Regions from separate parts of the Homo sapiens genome. Here regions 1, 2, 3 and 5 are each linked to region 4. Evidence: read pairs that join two places in POLR2A ChIA-PET (ENCODE). Cell type or tissue: CD4-positive, alpha-beta T cell. All regions are shown on one strand.

Region 1 (4,000 bases), 120 kb after region 4:
GCGAGACTCCATCCTCCCAAAAAAAGAAAAATGCAAATAAAAATGTTTCCCTTCTCTTGTGTTTACAAAGATTAATGAGAGTACTAATGCCTAGTGCTTATGAATTATGAAGTCTGAGGAGTGGGCAACTGTCTTGTGCTGGACAGCGTGTAAACCAGTATAGTCATGCTAGAAGGCATTTGGCAAGACTTCCCAAAACTTTATTTTCTAATTTTTACTTATTTTTTTGAGACGGAGTTTCACTCTTGTTGCCCAGGCTGGAGCATAATGGTACAATCTCGGCTTACTGCAACCTCTGCCTCCTGGGTTCAAGTGATTCTCCTGTCTCAGCCTCCCGAGTAGCTGGAATTATAGGCATGCGTCACCACACCCAGCTAATTTTCTTTTTTTTGAGACAGAGTTTCGCTCTTGTTGCCCAAAGTGGAGTGCAATGGCACAATCTCAGCTCACCGTAATCCCGCCCCCTGGGTTCAAGCGATTCTCCTGCCTCAGCCTCCCGAGTAACTGGGATTACAGGCACGCACCATCATGCCTAATTTTATATTTTTAGTAGAGATGGGGTTTCCCTATGTTTGTCAGGCTGGTCTTGGAACTCCCGACCTCAGGTGATCTGCCTGCCTTGGCCTCCCCAAGTATTGGGATTACAGGTGTGAGCCACCGCGCCCGGCCTAATTTTGTCTTTTTAGTAGAGACGAGGTTGGCCAGGCTGGTCTCGAACTCTTGACCTCAGGTGATCTGCCCACCTCGGCCTCCCAAAGTGCTGGGATTACAGGCATGAGCCACCATGCCCGGACCCAAAACTTGAAAAGCACATATATTGTTTGACACAGAAACATGCCCAAGGAAAATAACTGGACAAGCATGCGAATATGGACACATGAGATACAAAGTATACATACACATAAAAATAACAAGAATGCCCTCTACCACATGAGGATAATCGTGGAAAATGGGGACAACCAACATGTTTAAAAGTAGATGGTGCTTACATTATGGCACATCTTTGCATGGTCCTCGGCAGAGTACCTTAGCCACATAAATGTTGGAAGGTTCATACTTCCATTTTTTTTTTTTTTTTTTTTTTTTTGAGACAGACTCTTGCTCTGTCACACAGGCTGGAGTGCAGTGGTGCAATCTTGGCTCACTGCAACTGCAATCTCTGCCTCCTGGGCTCAAGCAATCCTCCCACCTCAGCCTCCCAAGTAGTTGAGACTACAGACACATGCCAACAAGCCAAGCTAATCATACACACTGTATGATTTCATTTACATGACGCTCAAAAACAAAAACAAAAGTGGACTTCGTATCTATTCTTAAGTGCAGGGACTGCGGGGAGGGCCTTTTGGTGCTGACTACATTTTCTTTCTCGGTCTGGCACTGGGAACTGCGCACACACGTGTTAACAGTTCATCAAGTTGCATCTGCTTATCTGCGCATGGTATTGTCAGTAGGCTTGGACCTCGGCTGAAGCAAAAGCTTATTCGTCAGTGGGCTGCAGGACCTGCAGTCCATGCAAAGGAGGTCACTACCAGCTGAACCAGAGTGGACAACTAACTGTTCCTCCTCATGAAAGCTTCAAATTGGGGTACTCTCACATTGTATGCATACATCCAAACTAGCTGATGTCTCCCGCCCCCGCCTCAACAAGACACTCATTCAACCCCAGGGAATGTAGGAGGTCGGGTTCTGGATCTTACTATCTGACAACGAGAAGTTGTTTCCTCATAATGCGGCATGGCTTTCTTATCTGAAAATGAGGGCAGGATTAACAGATTTACCTGTGATTCTCTGGTGAATTTAATAAAATAACTAGCAGTTTTTATTTAATTTAAGCACTTGCTCTGAAAGTGTTTTTTTTTTTTTTTTTTGCCCCCAAGGTATCTGCATGTACAAGTAAAATAAAGCTACCTTGGGGGCAAAAAAAAAAAGCACTTTCAGACCAACCACTTAAATTAAATAAAAACTACAAGTATCTGCATGTACAAGTAAAATAAAGCTGGGCCGGGCGCAGTGGCTCACGCCTGTAATCCCAGCACTTTGGAAGGCCAAGGTGGGCGGATCACAAGGTCAGGAGATCAAGACTATCCTGGCCAACATAGTGAAACTCTGTCTCTACTAAAATAAAATTAAAAAAAAAAAAAAAAGCTTAACTCCCACATCCTGGAGGCAGGCGAGGTAAGTTCAGACGGAAATGTTAAATTCACCTCATGGCTCTTGGGTGGAAACAGACAGTTTAGTAAACATTTGCTGGGCACTTACGATGCCTCAGGCCCTGTGCTCATCACTCAACACTGCCATGATTAAGATGCTTCCTTACCATGCTCTCCAAGTACTAAGCAGAAAATCTACAAACTTTGGAGCATTGTCAAGATAGGGAAAGCTGCCAGTACCTGCTCTACGCACGACCCATGGGAAGCATGTTCAAAACATGTTCTTTATTTACTTAAAAAAACCACAAAACTCTCCTACAGTGTGTGTGTGTGTGGGTGTGTGTTTGTATGTAAGACACAGGCTCTCACTATGTTGTCCAGGCTGGACTCGAACTCTTGGACTCAAGTGATTCTTCTACCTCAGCCTCATGAATTGCAGGCATGCACCACAATGCCCAGATCTCCTAACACTTAAACTGGGTCCTAAAGCTCCAATATATCAGGCCCAGTACACACTTTTTCTTTTTTTTTTTTTTTTTTTTGTAGAGACAGGGTCTTGCTATGTTGCCTAGGTTGGTCTTGAACTCCGGACCTCAAGTGATCCTTCTGCCTTGGTCTCTCAAAGTGTTAGGATTATAGGCCTGAGCCACCACGCCTGGCGCCAGTAGATATTTAAATGCCACAGCCCTCCAGGTTCTGAGTACTATGTCTCTTCATTTCCCACCTCAATTCTGATAGCAGTAACAGCAGCAGCAACAATAATGATCGTAATAATACTCACAAATGCTAATAGAGTTGTTACTAGGCCAGGCAACCTGAGAAACATTTTACATTCTAGTTCATTTAAATGTAAAAACAACTCTATATCCCCCGATTTTATAGGTAAGGAAATTGAGGCACAAAAACATTCAGTAACTTGCTCAAGAGTTCCTCTGCTAGCATATGTCAGAACCAGGACTCAAACTGACCAGTGTGACTCCATGCCTGGTTCTTAACTACCAAGTTCTCCCAAGGTAGGCTCTCCAGCCGATGGCAGGACCATAACCCAGTCAATCAAGACACCCATCCTGGGAAAGCCTTGTTTCTCCCTCCAAAGCTACCACTGCAAATGTCCAATAAAAGCCACATGTAATTCTGCTTCTTTGCTTTAACTGTCCTGCTGAGAAACTTTTTGCTAGCCCCTCTCCCAATGTCTACCCTAAGTATCAAGCAAGCCCAAAGTCTTCCAGGTATTTGGGGCCTTTCACTGTGCAAGCCCTGATGCCTTTCCAATTTCATTTCCAATCTCTTTCCTATCTGCACTCCAGGCCCCAGAAATGCTGCATCGCCCTCTTCCCAGCACTACGGGCTCACTCAGGCCCTTCTGCCTTTGCTGCTTTTCCCGCCTGCGATGCCCACTCCTGCCTCTGCCTGTGAACTGCTCACCCAGAACTCCGGCTCAGACGGCACCACCACTGTGGAGGTCTCCCTTGGCGGCTCTGAAGGGCAGTTACTTATGTCCTATTCTGTGGTCCCTAAGTACCTTGCACGTACCTTTATTTAAACACTTACTGCAATACATTCCAGTTAGCTGTTTATGAACCTGTCTACCATGAAAAACTAAATGCCTTGAGGGGAAGGCCGCTGTTCATTTCTTATCTATTTTGCCTACACGGTTTCTTGCCCTCAGTAAGCATTTAATAAACTTTTGTTAAACATATGAATGAATAATTAAATTCAAAAATAAATTCTTGACTGTTTTCTCCCATCTCTCTCAAATGTTTGCTCTGGAATATGGAAACAGGATGGCAAGTTTAAAACAGATCTGGATATGTGGCTTCAGGGACACATCTGTACAAATCTATATCTCA
Region 2 (4,000 bases), 140 kb after region 4:
GCTGAGGCACAAGAATTGCTTGAACCCAGGAGATGGAGGTTGCAGTGAGCCAAGATTGCACCACTGCACTCCAGCCTGGACAACAGAGTGAAACTGTCTCGGAAAAAAAAAAAAAAAAAGAGAGAGAGAGAGAATGCATTATTAAAGCATCTAAGCTTCATGACTTATGAAGCAGCTATTTATTACCTCCATTCTCCATTTTTTTAGATGAGAAAAAAGTGGCTCAGAGACTTGCAAAGATGTATACAAGTTCATACACGTATTCAGTGATTACACTGGGGATTTCCAACCACTTCTGTCTGACTCTAGAGCATATGACATAGATAATATTCTTTGCAACATCCAACAAAATGCTTCATTTATGGTATTATGCTAGGGTAGCATCAGATAAGCTATGTAGGCAATGAAGTATTTTGGTGATCTAAAGAAAAATGCAACATAAATCAAAATAAATAGATGGCTGCACCATACTTTGCTGAAGACATTTACGTAGTAAAGCAACCTCATTTGTTCAAAGTATGACAGAGAAGCAGGGGAGAAGCCCCTGAAAGGATAAAATAGTCATTACTAAAATTAATACACTAAAACTCCTGCCACGGTATTCAGGGGAAGTCTCTCGGAGCCCACTGGCTCTTCATAAACCTAATAATCTTTAACATCTTCTCTAGCATATTAGAATTCCCAAATTTAAAAAAGCAATACTCGTTTATTTCTTTTTTTTTTTTAAAGAGGGAATTGTGATTGTGCCACCGCACTCCAGCCTGGGTGACAGTGTAAGACTGTCTCCAGAAAAAAAAGATAGAGTAAACTGTACACAGAACCAGACAGACGTTGGGTCAAATCACAGTTCTATCCCAATGTAAATGAACCATAAATCAAGTGATGGGCTGAATTCTGGCACTTACTGCTTCTGGTACACTCAGTTGCTAACTGTGACAGTCGACAAGTAGGTGTGTGTTCTGGATGCTGTCTCAGGAGCTAGGAGAGATCCTGAGATGCAGCATGGTCTTGGTTAACAAAACATGGGTTTTATTAAATCAGAGGGATCTGAGTTGGTGCCCAGCTCTACCATTTGCTGGAAGGTGACCACAGAGCCCTTGAGATGATTCTGGGGGAGCACTCTGGGAAGGTGCTGTGTGAGGGGCAATGCTTTCTAGAGTCCCTGTGTGGCAGCCATGGAAGCACGCCCTTCAGTTCCCCTGCAGGAGAACCTGCTATGGGAGCAGAGCTGGTGCACAGAGGCCATGCTGCTCCCAGCCGCTGACTGAATGTGGCAGGGGCACCAGTGCCAGCCCATTCCTGCCCAACACAGGACTCTTCTGTGGGGGAAGCCTTGGTTTGGGGACACCCTATCAGCCTGGCCCAAATGTTCTCAGCACTGTGATGTGGTCTGAGATGCTTCTAGTCCATCCTTCCTGGCCTTTCTCCTTTCGCAGACTTTTGACCTGTGTCAGAACCTGGCACAGAGCAGGTGCCTAATAAATGCTCACTAAATAATCTCAGAGCTGAAAAGAACTATAGACACTAATCCACTTTTGTGTCCAATGAAGCTGCCCTCACAAGTCCACACTGAGCTTTGGGTGATGGGAAACTTAACTTACTACTCTCCAAAGCAACCCGTTGGTTGTAAATGGTTTTAATTTAGACAACCCCTCCTTGTTCTGAGTGACATGCCACTCGCTTCTCTCCAGAGTCACACAGGGTGCTCTGCAGAGCCTGTGACAACCCACCGGATAGCTGAAGGAAGAGCGCTTCCTTCCATCAGCCACACGACAAAGCTACCAGTCCCCTCGCCATCCCAGTAACTAATCAGTCTGGGTCCTAAAACTGGGCACAATATTCCAGGCTTAGTCTGACCAGTAGATGGTAGTGAGTCAAAAAACATTAATGAAAGAGAGATGGGTAGAACAGTACCTGCCCTCAGTGAGCTCACAGCTAGTAAGGCAGTCAGATGAGTAATTATAAACCTTATCCAGCCTGGAGGGATGCGGGGGAGGGGGGGACAGGGGAGGCTTTCTTCTTTTAAATTTTTATTTATTTATTTTTTTGAGACGGAGTCTCACTCTGTTGCCCAGGCTGGAGCTCAGTGGCGCGATCTTGGCTCACTGCAACCTCCGCCTCCCAGGTTCAGGCGATTCTTGTGCTTCAGCCTCCCATGAAGCTGGGACTACAGGCACATACCACCACGCCTGGCTAATCTTTTAAATTCTAGCAGAGACAGGGTTTTAAATTTTAGTAGAGACAGGGTTTTACCATGTTGCCCAGGCTGGTCTTGAACTCCCAGCCTCAAGCAATCTGCCCGCCTTGGACTCCCAAAGTGCTGGGATTACAGGCGTGAGCCACTGCGCCAGGCCTGGGGAGGCTTTCTGAAGCAAACGCTGTGTGGGTTTTAAGATGAATTCAGGAAGGGGATGTGGGGTTCTAGGAGGAAGAGACAGGCAGCTGAGCAGAGGCAGGGAGTAAAGAACTGCACGGCACGTAGAGAACCGCTAGCACTAGGTGGGGGTGAAGCATACCTGGGGTATCACACACACCTTTTAGGGGAGTTACAGAGATGGCATAAATAAAGCACTGTGCTTGCCACTAGATGCCTGAAGACCAATAACCATTTTTCTTCTTGTAATTATAGCTACAGGTTCCTTTTTTTTTTTTTTTTTTGCTGTTGTTAATACTTTAGGTTCAAATTAAACTTGTGGTTAACCAAAACCCCTGGTTTCCCCCCACCCTTTGAATAGTATTGGTTTGTCTCTTATTTTATTGCTACTAACAAAACCTAAATGCAAGAAAATACACACATTTATTCTACTTAAGATTTGTTTTGCTAATTTGGGCTTATTATACCTTTGAAATTTTTTGTTTTAATAAAATCTCGATTGCTATCTAACCTCGACATTGCCTCTGAGCAATATATATTGACTTGCCTTCTCGACATCTTCACCTGGATAAATACTCAAACTCTGTATCATACACACCCTCCCTAGGCATCATAAATTTAATTTGTCCAAATCATCTATCCCTTGAGGAAATCTAATTTTGTATTATTATTATTGTTATTGTAGAGACAGGGTTTCGCTATGTTGCCCAGACTGATCTCAAACTCCTGGGCTCAAGTGATCCTCCCATCTTGGTCTCTTTGGTCTCTCGAAGTGCTGGGATTACTGGCATGAGCCACCGTGCCTAGCTATAAGGAAATTTGATAGGCAAATATTTTCTTAAATTATTTATTGAATAAATGAATGAACTTTTTAAAAAACATATACATATGAAATTTCATTTACTAAATGGTTCCCATGAGGTCTTCAAGTCTCACAGGCTTCTTTTATATGATCAAAACAATCTGTTGATTAGTTGGGGAGTGAAATCAGTCAAAACACACTGGTTTGTTCTGCATGGTGTTAAGTTACCAGGTTGGTGGACTTCTTTCCCCCCTGGGATCTAACAGGCATCTCTGAGCTGTAGGTATAACTAGAATTTCTCTCTTGGGGGAAGGCTCTTTTCAAACAAGCAGTCCAATTCCCCTGTCATTTTGGGCCTTCGTACATGTATTTGTGGGGCCCATATAATCTGCACCTGTAATTTCCCTCCGTGTGTCATGCAAGACCTAAACTCTTAAAGCTTCAGACTGCACTTCTATCACTTATAGGAGAAAGACCATGTGACTCTAGGCCTCAGTTTCCTCATCTGTACAAGGTGAGTCTGACCTCAAGAGCTCCCTCAGACAAGCGCTGAGTACTCGCTGAGCTCTGTCCATGAGCCCAGCATGGGGCAGGGCACAGCAGGGAAGATGGGAAAAGCCACAATCTTTGTCCTGTCGCTGCTTCAGCAGTTAATTTTTTTAGATCATACACCAAGCCTGTCCAAGCTGTGGGCCGCATGTGGCCCAGGACAGCTTTGAATGCAGCCCAAATTTGTAAACTTTCTTAAAATATTATGAGATTTTTTTAAAAGCTCATCAGCTATTGTTAATGTTAGTGTATTTTATGTGTGGCCCAAGACAATT
Region 3 (4,000 bases), 160 kb after region 4:
TCACACAGTCACAGGTTCTAGGGATTACGGCGGGGTGATGGCATTACTCTGCCTACTACCCATCCTTTCACTTTCAGTCGATTTGTATCTTTGTATTTAAAGTATGTCCTATAGGTAGTGTATGACTGAGTCTTGCATTTTCACCCAGTCTGACAATTTCTATCTTTTAATTGGGGTATTTAGTCTATTTACATTTAGTTTATTGATGTAGATGGATACAGGTCTACTACTTTGCTATTTGTTTTCTGTTTGTCTCATCTGTTTCTGGTTCCTCTGTTCTTCGTTTCCTGTATTCTTGTGGGTAAACTAAATACTTTTCAGAATTCCATTTGAATTTCTCTATTGACTTTTTAGCTATACCTCTTTTTTTTTTAGAGGTCTTTCTAGGGATTACAATATACATTCTTAACTTTGTAGGGTACACTTAGAGTTAATATTGTACCACTTCAGTAAAATGTTAAGAACTTCATAATTGCATAATTTCATTCTCCATTCCCATCCTTTATGGTGTAGCTGTCATATGTTACTCAAAATACAATGTTACATATTTTTGTTTTGGACAGTCATATATATATATATACATATATATATATATACACACAGCTGACTCTTGAACAGCACAGGTTTGACCTTCACAGGTCCATTATACTACTATTTCTTTTTTTGAGATGTGGTCTCACTCTGTTGCGTAGGCCGGCGTACAGTGGTATGATTACAGCTCACTGCAGCCTCAACTTCCTGGGCTCAAGCAATCCTCCCATCTCAGCCTCCCAAAGTGCTAGGACTACAGGCATGAGCTACCACCATGCCTGACCCAGGTCCACTTGCACATGGAATTTCTTTTACCTCTGCCACCCCGAGACAGCAAGACCAACCCCTCCTTTTCCTCTTGCTCCTCAGCCTATTCAATGTGAAGATGACAAGGATGAAGAACTTTAAGATAATCCATTTCCAATTAATGACTAGTGAAACTAATGAAAACATATTTTCACCTATGATTTTAATAAAATTTTTTCTCTAGCTTAATTATAAGAATACAGTGTATAATACACATAATATACAAAGTATGTATTAACCAACTGCTTATGTTATTGGTAGGGCTTCCTGTCAACAACAGGCTCTTAATAGCTAAAATTTTGGGGGATGCAAAAGTTTAGGTGGATTTTCAACTGTTCGAGGGGCCAGTACCCTAACCCCGGGATTGTTCAAGTCATGTGCGTGTGTGCGTGTATTGAAGAAATAAAAGTCTTTAGGTTTACTCATATATTTCTCTTTTCTGGTAATCTTTATCCATCCCCGAGCACTTGAATTTCCTGGTATCTTTTTTTTTTTTTTTTTTTTTGCAGCCTGAGGAACTTCCTTTAGCATTTCTTTTTTTTTTTTTTTTTTTTTTTTTTTTGAGACAGGGTCTTGCTCTGTCACCCAAGCTGGGTGATCTCAGCTCACTGCAACCTCTGCCTCCCAGGCTCAAATGATCCTCCTGCCTCAGCCTTCTGAGTAGCTGGGACTAAGGACATGTGCCACCATGTCTGGTGTATTTTTGTATTTTTTGTATTTTGTAATTTTTGTATTTTTTGTAGAGAAGGGTTTCAACATGTTGCCCTGGCTGGTCTCAAACTCCTGGTCTCAAGGGATCCGTCCACCTCAGCCTCCGAAAGGGCTGGGATTACAGGCGTGAGCCACCATGCCTGGCCTCCTTTAGGATTTTCTGTACAACAGGTAAGTTGGCAATACATTCTCTTAGTTTTCTTTTATCTGAAAAACATCTTTGTCTTCAAGCTTCAAAGCACTTTTTGTGAATAGAGAATACTGAGGTTTTTTTTTTTTTTTTGTCTTTCAGCACTTTAAAGGTATTGTTTCATTGTCTTCTGGCCTCCATGGTTTCTGAGAAGTCAGCCATCATTCACATATAATGTATGCAATGGATCCCTTTTCCTTTGGTCATTTTTAATATTTTCTTTTTCTTTCGTTTTCAGCAGTGTGACTTTGATGGGTTTAGGTGTGGTTCTTTTTGCATTCATTTTGCTAGGGTTTCACTGAGATTCTTAGGTATGTAATTTAAGGCTTTTCACCAAATTTGGGAAATTCTGGTCATTATTTCCTCAATTATTTTTCTTCTGCCTCATTCTCTTTCTCCTCTTCCTCTGGCACTCCAATTACACGTATGTAGACCTCCTGATATTATCACAAGGCACTGGTAATTCTTTTTAAAATATTTTCCCATTTTTCAGATTAGATATCTATTGATCTGTCTCCAAGTCCACTACCCTTTCTTCTGGATCTCTGATCCACTTTTAGTCTCATCCAGTAAATTTTTCATTTCATTTCCAGTAGTAGAATTTTCACTGGGCAAGTTTTTTTTTTTTTTTTTTGAGACGGAGTCTCGCTCTGTCGCCCAGGCTGGAGTGCAGTGGCGCGATCTCGGCTCACTGCAAGCTCCGCCTCCCGGGTTCACGCCATTCTCCTGCCTCAGCCTCCCGCGTAGCTGGGACTACAGGCGCCCGCCACCACGCCCGGCTAATTTTTTGTATTTTTTAGTAGAGACGGGGTTTCACTGTGTTAGCCAGGATGGTCTCGATCTCCTGACCTCGTGATCCGCCCGCCTCGGCCTCCCAAAGTGCTGGGATTACAGGCGTGAGCCACCGCGCCCGGCACTGGGCAAGTTTTTTATAATTTCCATTTCTCCTTTGGGATTTCCTGTTTGTTCACTTTATCCACCTTTTACTTAAAGTCTGTGAACATATTTATTATGGGTAATTTGAAGAACTTGCCTGCTCGTTTCAACTTCAGGAGCATTTCAGGGTCTACTGACTGCTTTTTTCCCCTTAAGTATATGTCATATTTTCTGACTCTATATGTCTACTAACTTATGATTGTATGTTAGATACTGTATGATACATTGCAGAAAGTCTGGATTATGCTATCTTTCTTTAAAGATGTGAAGTCTGTTCTGGTAGTCAGGGAAATTACTGGCAGATCCTTTTGGTGCTACCAAGCTTGGTTCAAACCTTTCTTCAGTTCTATTTCCATTTTGAACTTAGCCCTAGGGTATCCCCCTCCTCTGCAACCACCCCCCCATCTGACTCAAGAGCACAGTCCTACTCCTAAAGTGTGACAGTTCTGGGATCTCAACTGAATGCCTGAGGTGTTCTGGGCGGTTTCTTCATTCAGGTTAAGCCGGATCTGCAACATCTCCCAGAACTGAATGACCTCTGGCATCATCATTCAGCTCTCAGCCCTACAGCAGGCGATCTCTGCCAGGCCTCATGAAGAATCTCACTCTGTACATGCACACCCAGCCCTCAGCCAACAATCCAAATAGAATCCTTACACAGAACTCTGCTGTCTTTGCCCTGTCACAGGGCTTCCATTTCTCTAGTTCCTTGCCCTGCAAAGTCCAACTATTTCAGTGGCGTAGAATTCTAATTTCTGCCCACTGAGCTGACTAAAATCACCTTTCCATTTGGGCTCCACCACTCCATGCCAAGACTAGATAGTGACTGCAGGCAGAAAGCCAGGGGCTTCTCATGGTGTTTCTTCTCTCAAGAATCAAAGTCCTATCTTATCTGTCCAATGTCTGAAAATGGCAGGGATTTAATATCTTCTATGAGTCTCAGTACCCTTTGTATATTCAGTTGCTTCACATATTTTACACAGTTTCATAGTTGCTTTTGTCAAGAGAGCAAGTCATTACCATTATTCTGCCATGGCCAGAGGCAGAAGTCAAATATGATTATTAAACTACCAAAGGGTATTCTTTTTCATTTTCTGAAGATGCTAGCCTAAGAGTAAACATCTTTTCTGTGAGAAGTGCCTTTCAGTTTCACCCCTCATTTCCTCTGTCCTTCACACGTTACTACTGTCTTTTATCAGTTTCACTAGGTAGGTAACAGGTAAGAGTGAACCTTTTGGCACTCCAATTACACGTACGTAGATAAAATAGAGTACTATTTTAACTCTATCATCTAGCTTTAATGAAGCACTTGAGAAGAATTATGAA
Region 4 (4,000 bases):
TCCCAGCTGTCTCCTTGCTTTGCCTTCTACCTGGAATGTATTCCTCCCCACACTCTGCCTCTGGACACTTAATCCTTCAACTTCCGCCTGAGATGCCACTTTCCCAGCATTCCAGCCCGACATAAGCCCTCCCTCTTGAGCGACCATATTCCCCTGATCAGCATGGTATGTGTGTTACACATGGCTTTGGGCTTTGAACTGTACTTGTATGTCTCTGTTGAAACCTGCCACTCCTCCTATCAGTCCAGCTAGCTGTGTTGATATGTTACGTGAGCACAAAGAAAGGAATGGGAGATACACACTCATTAGTTAATAATGGTTACCTTAGGCAAGGCAGGGGAGAGAATAAAGAATTAAAGATGAAACTCATCCACTGACCTCCCAGCAAGTGTGTGCAATAAGAGCTCACTATTCAAAGCTATGAGACATGGCCACATGTGGGTCACTGGGAAGCAGATTGAGAAGTGCATCTAGGCTGTTCCAGCTGGTACAGGTCACGTCAGCAACTCAGCTGAGGATTTAGAGACTGCTTTCAGAAGCATGGGATAGCCTTTACAGTGAATCAAACAGAGCTCCTACTTAGGGGACAAAGAGCAAAATCACTCCTCGCACCTCCTCGCATCTGTGTCTTTGACTGCAGCTGCCTATTCACTAGTTCTCATCCTGCCTGTGACCCAGCTCTCCCATCTTGTCTCTCGCAGTCTCTTCCTGTCCTCCTCCTGGTGTGTCAGTTTTTTCTTTTCCCGTCCCTGGTATGTCTGTCTTCCCACCCCCTCCTCCCTTTTAATAGAGGCACTGTGTGTATTTCACACTTGTTCTGTTTATTGGCGATGGCTTTCTATGTTATTAATAGAGCCAGTGGCCAGCAGATGCATTGTGCTTTGGGGCTTTCTTTTCCCCCTTGAAAAATTCCAGCCTAAGTTATTTTTCAGTGAGTAAACAGGCTTTAATTGATTTCTCTCCCTGTGGGTCAGTGATCTATAGAGAAGCACTGCCCCCCGGTCCCCTTGAACCACAGGGCTGGAAAAGGCCAGAGCCTCTGGAGCTCTGCATGGGCCCCCACAGCTGGACCCCTAGCCTGCCCTCGCATCCTGTCTTCCTTCCTTCCTTCCCTCCCCCCATCCACCCACTGTATAAATCAGAGCCCTGGGGGCCAGCCTGCGTCTCCACACCTACTCCACCGACAAGCCAGGTCTCCCCGGTGTTTCTCCTTCTCCCCTCTTGGGTGCTGGGAATGGGATGGGCTAGGCCTCCTCTTTGGCATTTCCTCTGGGTCTGCAGACTGGCAAGGTAAAAACTGTTTCTCAAACTCTCTGGGAACTGGGGTCCTGGAAGAAGACTGGGCTTCTTCAATCAGATGTTCCGTTTGGGAAGGCTGAAGTCAGGTGGATTAATAGTCTTCCCCCTATTTTGTTTTCTGGCAAGTTCATGGAGACGGAGCTCATTCCGTGTCTGCGCCTCGGTTTGTGGGCGCCAGGAGGAAGTTGTTGCAGGAGTGGTCACATTGTTTTCTGAACCCCTGGTCACCCCGCAGCTGCACACTCTTGAACTCAGTAATGCTAGTGGAGGCCCCCTGATCCCACCTTCCTGACTTGGCTCTTTTTGGTGGGTCAGCCATTCCCGGATCCCCAGCCCATTGTTTTCAGCCTATCCCATAAGCTCCTAATTCCCTGTATTAACCCTTGTCAGTTTAAATACTGAGAGTAATTTCCTACACTTCCCACATCAGACCTGCACCCCAAGCCCCACCCCTGGGGCTCCCCTGTGGCCTTCCAGCTTCCGCTCATCACTCACCCCCACAGCCCATGGCATTTTAAAGACAAATCTAATCATGGAATTCCCTTGCTGAGAACCCTTCAAAAGACAGTTTTACTGAAAAGGAAATGCAAACCCCCGACCAAGGCTTAAGGCGTAGCTCCTCCCCTGCCTGCTTCAACTCCTGTCGTATGCCCCTCGCACAGGCCAGATTCCTCAAACACACCACACTCCTCCTTCCTCATTGCCTTAGCACATGTGGTTCCCTCTGCCTGGAATGCTTTTCCCTTGCTCTCCTGTTTCTTTGCTCTGCTAGTTCCTCTTCTCCAGGTCTCAGCTTAAATATCTCCGCTGCAAAGATCCTCTGCTTACCGCGAGCCGGGCAGCTCCACCCTCCCCAATATTCCTTCTCCCTCACCCCATCTGTGTTTTCATAGCAGCGCAGTTTGCAGTTCTGTGCTGGTTTGGGTGCTTGGTTATCTCTCCCTGTTGATTGTGTCGGTTGCTACTTGATTCCACTGCTGCTTACAAAGAGCGGCTCAATCAATGCTCCTGAAGTGAAAGCCTGCCGAGGCAGTGAGGCCACGCCCAGTTAAGAGCAGCCTTTGGGGCTGCGGTTGTTAGCAAAGAGCTAGTATCGCAAGCCTTACACAGAGAGGTGCTCAATATCTGAACTGGATTGAAAGTCACTTCCCCTCTGGGAGCCTCTGTTGTTCCAGTTCCCAAAACTCAAGGGCCCTGGTTGTCCCGAGAGGAGAACCAACTTCCTGCTGTAAATTCAGCCTGTATTTTACACATTGCATATGCTTGGGCTTGGTTTAAACTGTCCAGCCTGCTTTAAACCAAGTTACAAGGGTCAGGTCCTACAAACAACCAAAAGAACTCCTTAGCAGAATGGGGCCTGGGTCATGGATGTAACTCTGTCCTAAGGGCAGATTTATGGGCCTACCTTGGGGGCAAAGTAACAACTCAGCCTTAAATCATAAAAGCTGTGAAAGCAGTAAGGCTGCTTCTGGAGTGGGCGACTTTCTCGGAAGCTCCATGGTGATGGTGAGCCGCTTGGACGAGCTGGAAGAGGTCAGGGCAGATGTGAGGGAGCCAACTTCCTGGGGCACCTACTGGGCAGCAGCCTCGAGTGTCAGCTATCCTGTGTCTGCCTGTATTTTATTATTTATTTATTTATTTATTTTTGAGACGGAGTCTTGCTCTGTCGCCCAGGCTGGAGTGCAGTGGTGCGATCTTGGCTCACTGCAAGCTCTGCTTCCCGGGTTCACACCATTCTCCTGCCTCAGCCTCCTGAGTAGCTGGGACCACAGGTGCCCGCCACCATGCCCAGCTGTTTTGTTTGTTTGTTTGTTTGTTTATATTTTTAGTAGAGACGGGGTTTCACCGTATTAGCCAGGATGGTCTCGATATCCTGACCTCGTGATCCGCCCACCTCAGCCTCCCAAAGTGCTGGGATTACAGGCGTGAGCCACTGCGCCCGGCCTATTTTTTATTTCTCAACAGTCATGGTCTCACTCTGTCTCCCAGGCTGGAGCGCAGTGGCACAATCATGGCTTACTGCAGCCTAGTACTCCTGGGTTCAAGTGATCCTCCCACCTCAGCCTCTTTAGCAGCTGGGACAACAGGTGCACACCACCACCATGCCTGGCTAATTTTTTTTTTTAAATATTTCTGTAGGCCGGGCATGGTGGCTCACGCCTATAATCCCAGCCCTTTGGGAAGCCGAGGTGGCTTGAGGTCAGGAGTTTGAGAGCATCCTGGCCAACATAGCGAAATCCCATCTCTACTAAAAGTACAAAAATTAGCCAGGAGTGGTGGCACATGTCTGTGATTCCAGCTACTCGGGAGGCTGAGGCATGAGAATCACTTGAACCTGGGAGGTGGAGGTTGCAGTCAGCCGAGATCACGCCACCGCACTCCAGCCTGGGCAACAGAGCAAGACTCTTTCTCTAAATAAATAAATAAATAAATAAATAAATAAATACAGATATGCCATGATTGTGCCACTGCTCTCCAGCCTGGGTGACAAGAGTGAGACCGTGATTTGAAAATATACATATACATTTTTTTTTAAGAGGCAGGATCCTGGCCGGACACGGTGGCTCATGCCTGTAATCCCAGCACTTTGGGATGCCGAGGTGGGTGAATCACAAGGTCAGGAGTTTGAGACCAGCCTGGCCAACATGGTGAAACCCTGTCTCTACTAAAAATACAGCAATTAGCTGGGCATGGTCGTGGG
Region 5 (4,000 bases), 150 kb after region 4:
CGGCACACAGGAGGAGACAGGGGCTTTCTCCTTTGCCAAATTCCAGTCTCTCTCTGAAGCACATCACTTGCTAGTTCAGAAGAGCCCCTGCAGCCATGCAGCTTGGCTCTGGTAACATAGGTGACATCTTCACCTGACTTCACACAATGCTCAAACCACCATCACGAGGTCATTATCACATTTATTCCCACTTCTCATTGTGTGGCTCCCCCAAGTCACACAGGGAGTCAAGTCAGAGACACTGCTGGACAGGACCCTGCCTCCTGCCATCTGGAGGCCTCTCCTTCCAGCTCTCGGAGAACTCTCTCACACTATGAACTCCCCTCTGCCCACAGGCAGCCCCACCCTGTCTCCCCTCAGCCTGCCCCAGCCTCGCCATTCTGCTCTTGCCACAGACTTCTTGCCCTCCTTCTTGCCCTCCTCGCCTCCTGTGTGAAACTTCTCCCTTGGCTGCCATGACACCGCATGGCTTGGCTCTTCTCTGGACTGCCCCTTTTCTGACCACTGTCTTTCCCAAGGTGGAGAGGGGCAGACAGAGAGAGAGTACTTTAGAGAAAGTCTGGCTGGCTGGTGCCCACCAGGAAGCAGTGCTGTGCTGGGAAGCAAGGCTGGGTACAGAGAGTTAAGGCCAGCCCTCACCATGGAGTCAGCGCGGGGAAGTGAGAACACTGTGGACAACAGCTCCAGCTCTGCCCCAGGTCTGGCTCTATTGTTTGCCAGCAACAAGACTTCAGGGAGGTAAGTTTACAGCTCTGTAAAACAAGTAGAATCATCTTTTTGCATTTTCTTTTACCTTTGCTGGAGATCAAATAAGGCTGATGAAATAAACAGGAGAGCAGTTTACTAAACATGATTAGCACCCAGCAGATACTATCTTGAAAAAGGACAATGTTGGCTGGAATGAACAGCAAATCCATATGAGGCAAGACTTAGGGTGGAATCTACATGAAACTGCCTTCCGTGTCCACATGGAGAGCTGTCATTATCACCTACTACTCTTTTAACTTCTAACGAGAAAAACAAGGTGGCAGGTTCCTCACTGTGGCCTGGAGAATTGCCTCAGGCCTCACCAAGTGGGAGCAGGCTGTCGGGTCCTGTCTGTGGAATGGCCCAGATCAACTGTGGAGGTCACTGAGGGCCCGCTCCTGAGCCCTGGCTGTTGGGAAATCAGTTTCCGGGCCCTGATTTGCTCCTGTGCTTTCCTCTAGCCTCTACTCACACTGCTCCCCGACCCCCCGCCCCCACCGCCCCCGGGGGTGACTCCCTGAACCCACTGAAGAGAATGCTAATGCACACCCTCGGGCCCCTGCCGCTCCCCTCAGCTGCTTAGCTTTTCTGCAGAACACTTACCATACTTGCCACTGAACTGAGGGGCAAGTGCCTCCATGAGGCAGGTTGTTTGGTTTGGTTTTTAAAGTAGTGTTCATCTCGGTAGCTCTAGTAACTGGGCCCTAGTGGTTTCTCAACAAATATCTTTGAATAACTGCTGGCTTTTATGTTTGCTGAGTTTTGCCAGGTATTGTATTTCTCAGCCTCCACGGATTTTTGTGGTGGGGGTGGCATGACTTACTTGAGATCTGGCCACCTCTGCTTTCTCTTTCTTTCTTCCTGCATTTATTTGAAAAATAAAACAAGGGCCGGGCACAGTGGCTCACACCTGTAATCCCAGCACTTTGGGAGGCCAAGGTGGGAGGACAGCTTGAGCCCAGGAGTTCGAGACCAGCCTGGGCAACACAGATCCTGTCTCTACACAAAATAAAAAAGTGTTAGCCACGCATGGTGGTGGGTGCCTGTAGCCCCAGCTGCTCAGAAGCCTGAGGTGGAAGGATCCCTTGAGCTGAGGAGGTTAAGGTTGCAGTGAACCGTGTTTGCACCACTGCACTCCATCCTGGGTGACAGAGCAAGACCCTGTCTCCCCAAAAAAAAAAAAAAAAGAAAAAGGAAAAAGTGCTGTACGTGCAAAGTGTCACAAGAGGAGGGCATTTAGTTCTGCCCAGGGGACCCAAGGGATGTTGTCATGAAGGGGAAGCAAGACTTTTCAAGAGGAAACAAAGAACCATTTCAAGCAGAGGGAAGAGTGTCAGCAAAGGCAGAGTGGTGGGTGGGGGGACCTCAGTCATCACCCTGGGGCCTCATCACTTCTCAACACCTACCCAGGTGAATGAGGAAGCACACCCACGTTGCCATGTCCCAATTCAGTGACCGAGAAACAGAGACGCTTGAAATCACAGCCGCATCAGAACTGAAAAACATTCTGCAGTGATTTTCTTAGGAAACACGCCTGGAGAGGGAAGTAACCTGCCCAACGCCCATGGCTGATCCGCGGCAGAGCCTGGACTAGACAGCAACCTGACGCTCCGCCGTGCAGTAAGGCTCTTCTGCTCCACCTGGCGACGCAGCAAAACCCAGCTCCAACTTTTACTTCCTGCTTTGAAGCTGTTTTTCACTCCAACTTTTTAATCTGAAAAATTTCAAACCTACAGGAACATGTAAGGGACACTCTTTTACCTTTCACTAAACCTGCCCATGGTTAACATTTGCCACATGTGAGTTATCTCTGTCTTTCCCCTGAGCCATTTGAAAGTCAGCTGCAGATACCATGATACTTCAGTCCTAGGGACCTGAGCATACATTTCTTTAATATAAGGATATTCTAATATATAACTTAAATACCATTGTTACAACAAAGAAAATCAACACTTTACTAAAAATCTAATACAGAGTCCATACTAAAACTTACCCATGTAATCCCAGCACTTTGGGAGGCCAAAGCAGGTGGATCACCTGAGATCAGGAGTTCGAGATCAGCCTGGCCAACATAGTGAAACCCCATCTCTACTAAAAATACAAAAATTAGCCAGGTGTAGTGGCGCATGCCTGTAGTCCCAGCTACTCGGGAGGCTGAGGCAGGAGAACTGCTTGAACCCAGGAGGCACAGGGAGGTGTAGGATGCACTGAGCGGAGATAGCTCCAATGCACTCCAGCCTGAGCGACAGAGGGAGACTCCGATGCAACAACAACAAAAAAGTTACCCAATTTTTACAAAATGTTTCTGATTTTTTGGGATGTAGGATCTGCTCATGGATTACATTTGATCGAGCCGTCTGCTTACTCCCTTTCAAGCTAAGCTAGGATGTGAAACTATTTAAAAATTTTTCATTGATAAAGATGTTGTGTGTGTGAAGAATTCAGGCCAACTGAATGTAGACTGTAGGTTGGTTAAGAGGTGACTGCCAGATCTCCAATGGAAAGCTATATTTTCCCCTTAGTAATTATTAAATCATTTATAGGGTGCCATTTTTTTTTCTTAATGGGCACAGGTGTGAAACAGGTTTCATGCTATGAAGTAGACTTAAAATGTTTATTGTGAAGTACTTCAGGCCTGTGAGAAGTAGGTTCCCACGATCCCACCACACAGTCTAGGAAATCTGACAGCAAGTCATAAAGCTGTTTAGTTCAAGTGACGCCTGCATCCTCCTCCCAGACCCAGAGCCCCTCCTCTCTACCAGGGGGAACCGCCACCTTGCAGGTGGTATTTTCAATTCCATGCTTGCTGTCTGTAGTGCAGCCATACAACTGACTATTTTACACACATAGTTCTCAAACTTTTTTGGTCAAGAGAACCCCTTTACACTCAATTATTGAGGATGCCAAAAAGCTTCTGTTTTATGTAGGTTAAGTCTATCCATATTCACCTTATTTGAAATTAAAACTAATAATTTTTTAAAACACAAGAATATACAAGCAGACATTTCATTAGCTGCCACAGTGATGATGTCAAAACATCACATAGCTCTGGAAAATTCCACCATGAATTCATGAGACAAGAGCTGAAATGGCAAATGATGTCTTAGTAATATTATAAATACAGTTCTGATCTACAGACTCCTAGGAGGGTCAATCTCTGGAGTACATTTTGAGAACTGCTGCATTACAGCAATGAAAGACAATGAATTAGCTCTCTGCATATTAACATGGGAAACCCAAATGGTGACTGAGC

The links. Peaks named below come from ENCODE experiments on the same cell type or tissue, not always from the same donor. Only the 100,000 strongest peaks of a DNase experiment are listed, where the experiment ranks them.
Region 1: POLR2A ChIA-PET joins it to region 4 with 5 read pairs; 9 of 35 experiments call an interaction of 5 or more read pairs at or near these places.
Region 2: POLR2A ChIA-PET joins it to region 4 with 6 read pairs; 11 of 35 experiments call an interaction of 5 or more read pairs at or near these places.
Region 3: POLR2A ChIA-PET joins it to region 4 with 9 read pairs; 10 of 35 experiments call an interaction of 5 or more read pairs at or near these places.
Region 5: POLR2A ChIA-PET joins it to region 4 with 5 read pairs; 11 of 35 experiments call an interaction of 5 or more read pairs at or near these places.

The regions. Positions count from the first base shown.
Region 1 is chr14:100,097,872-100,101,871 of GRCh38, reverse strand. The region is part of intron 3 of EVL (Enah/Vasp-like); the gene reads right to left. Among named protein-coding and RNA genes, the nearest start is that of MIR151B, 9.6 kb to the left of the region's middle. In CD4-positive, alpha-beta T cell, no CTCF peak of the experiment used is centred here; a DNase peak (open chromatin) is centred at 2,221; H3K27ac peaks cover 1,767 bases.
Region 2 is chr14:100,080,172-100,084,171 of GRCh38, reverse strand. The region is part of intron 1 of EVL (Enah/Vasp-like); the gene reads right to left. Among named protein-coding and RNA genes, the nearest start is that of EVL, 17 kb to the right of the region's middle. In CD4-positive, alpha-beta T cell, no CTCF peak of the experiment used is centred here; DNase peaks (open chromatin) are centred at 271, 1,753 and 2,481; H3K4me3 peaks cover 2,774 bases; H3K27ac peaks cover 2,853 bases.
Region 3 is chr14:100,058,803-100,062,802 of GRCh38, reverse strand. The region is part of intron 1 of LOC124903379 (a long non-coding RNA gene); the gene reads left to right. It also overlaps a transcript of EVL not described here. Among named protein-coding and RNA genes, the nearest start is that of EVL, 4.6 kb to the left of the region's middle. In CD4-positive, alpha-beta T cell, no CTCF peak of the experiment used is centred here; DNase peaks (open chromatin) are centred at 16, 1,841 and 3,844; H3K4me3 peaks cover 406 bases; H3K27ac peaks cover 3,155 bases.
Region 4 is chr14:100,220,022-100,224,021 of GRCh38, reverse strand. The region is part of intron 1 of YY1-DT (YY1 divergent transcript); the gene reads left to right. Among named protein-coding and RNA genes, the nearest start is that of YY1-DT, 17 kb to the left of the region's middle. RefSeq lists a silencer at 516-810. In CD4-positive, alpha-beta T cell, no CTCF peak of the experiment used is centred here; DNase peaks (open chromatin) are centred at 1,911 and 2,341; H3K4me3 peaks cover 2,777 bases; H3K27ac peaks cover 3,273 bases.
Region 5 is chr14:100,071,255-100,075,254 of GRCh38, reverse strand. The region is part of intron 1 of EVL (Enah/Vasp-like); the gene reads right to left. Among named protein-coding and RNA genes, the nearest start is that of EVL, 7.8 kb to the right of the region's middle. RefSeq lists enhancers at 2,120-2,409, 2,420-2,569. In CD4-positive, alpha-beta T cell, CTCF peaks have their summits at 2,185 and 2,384; DNase peaks (open chromatin) are centred at 2,364 and 3,474; H3K4me3 peaks cover 4,000 bases; H3K27ac peaks cover 2,451 bases.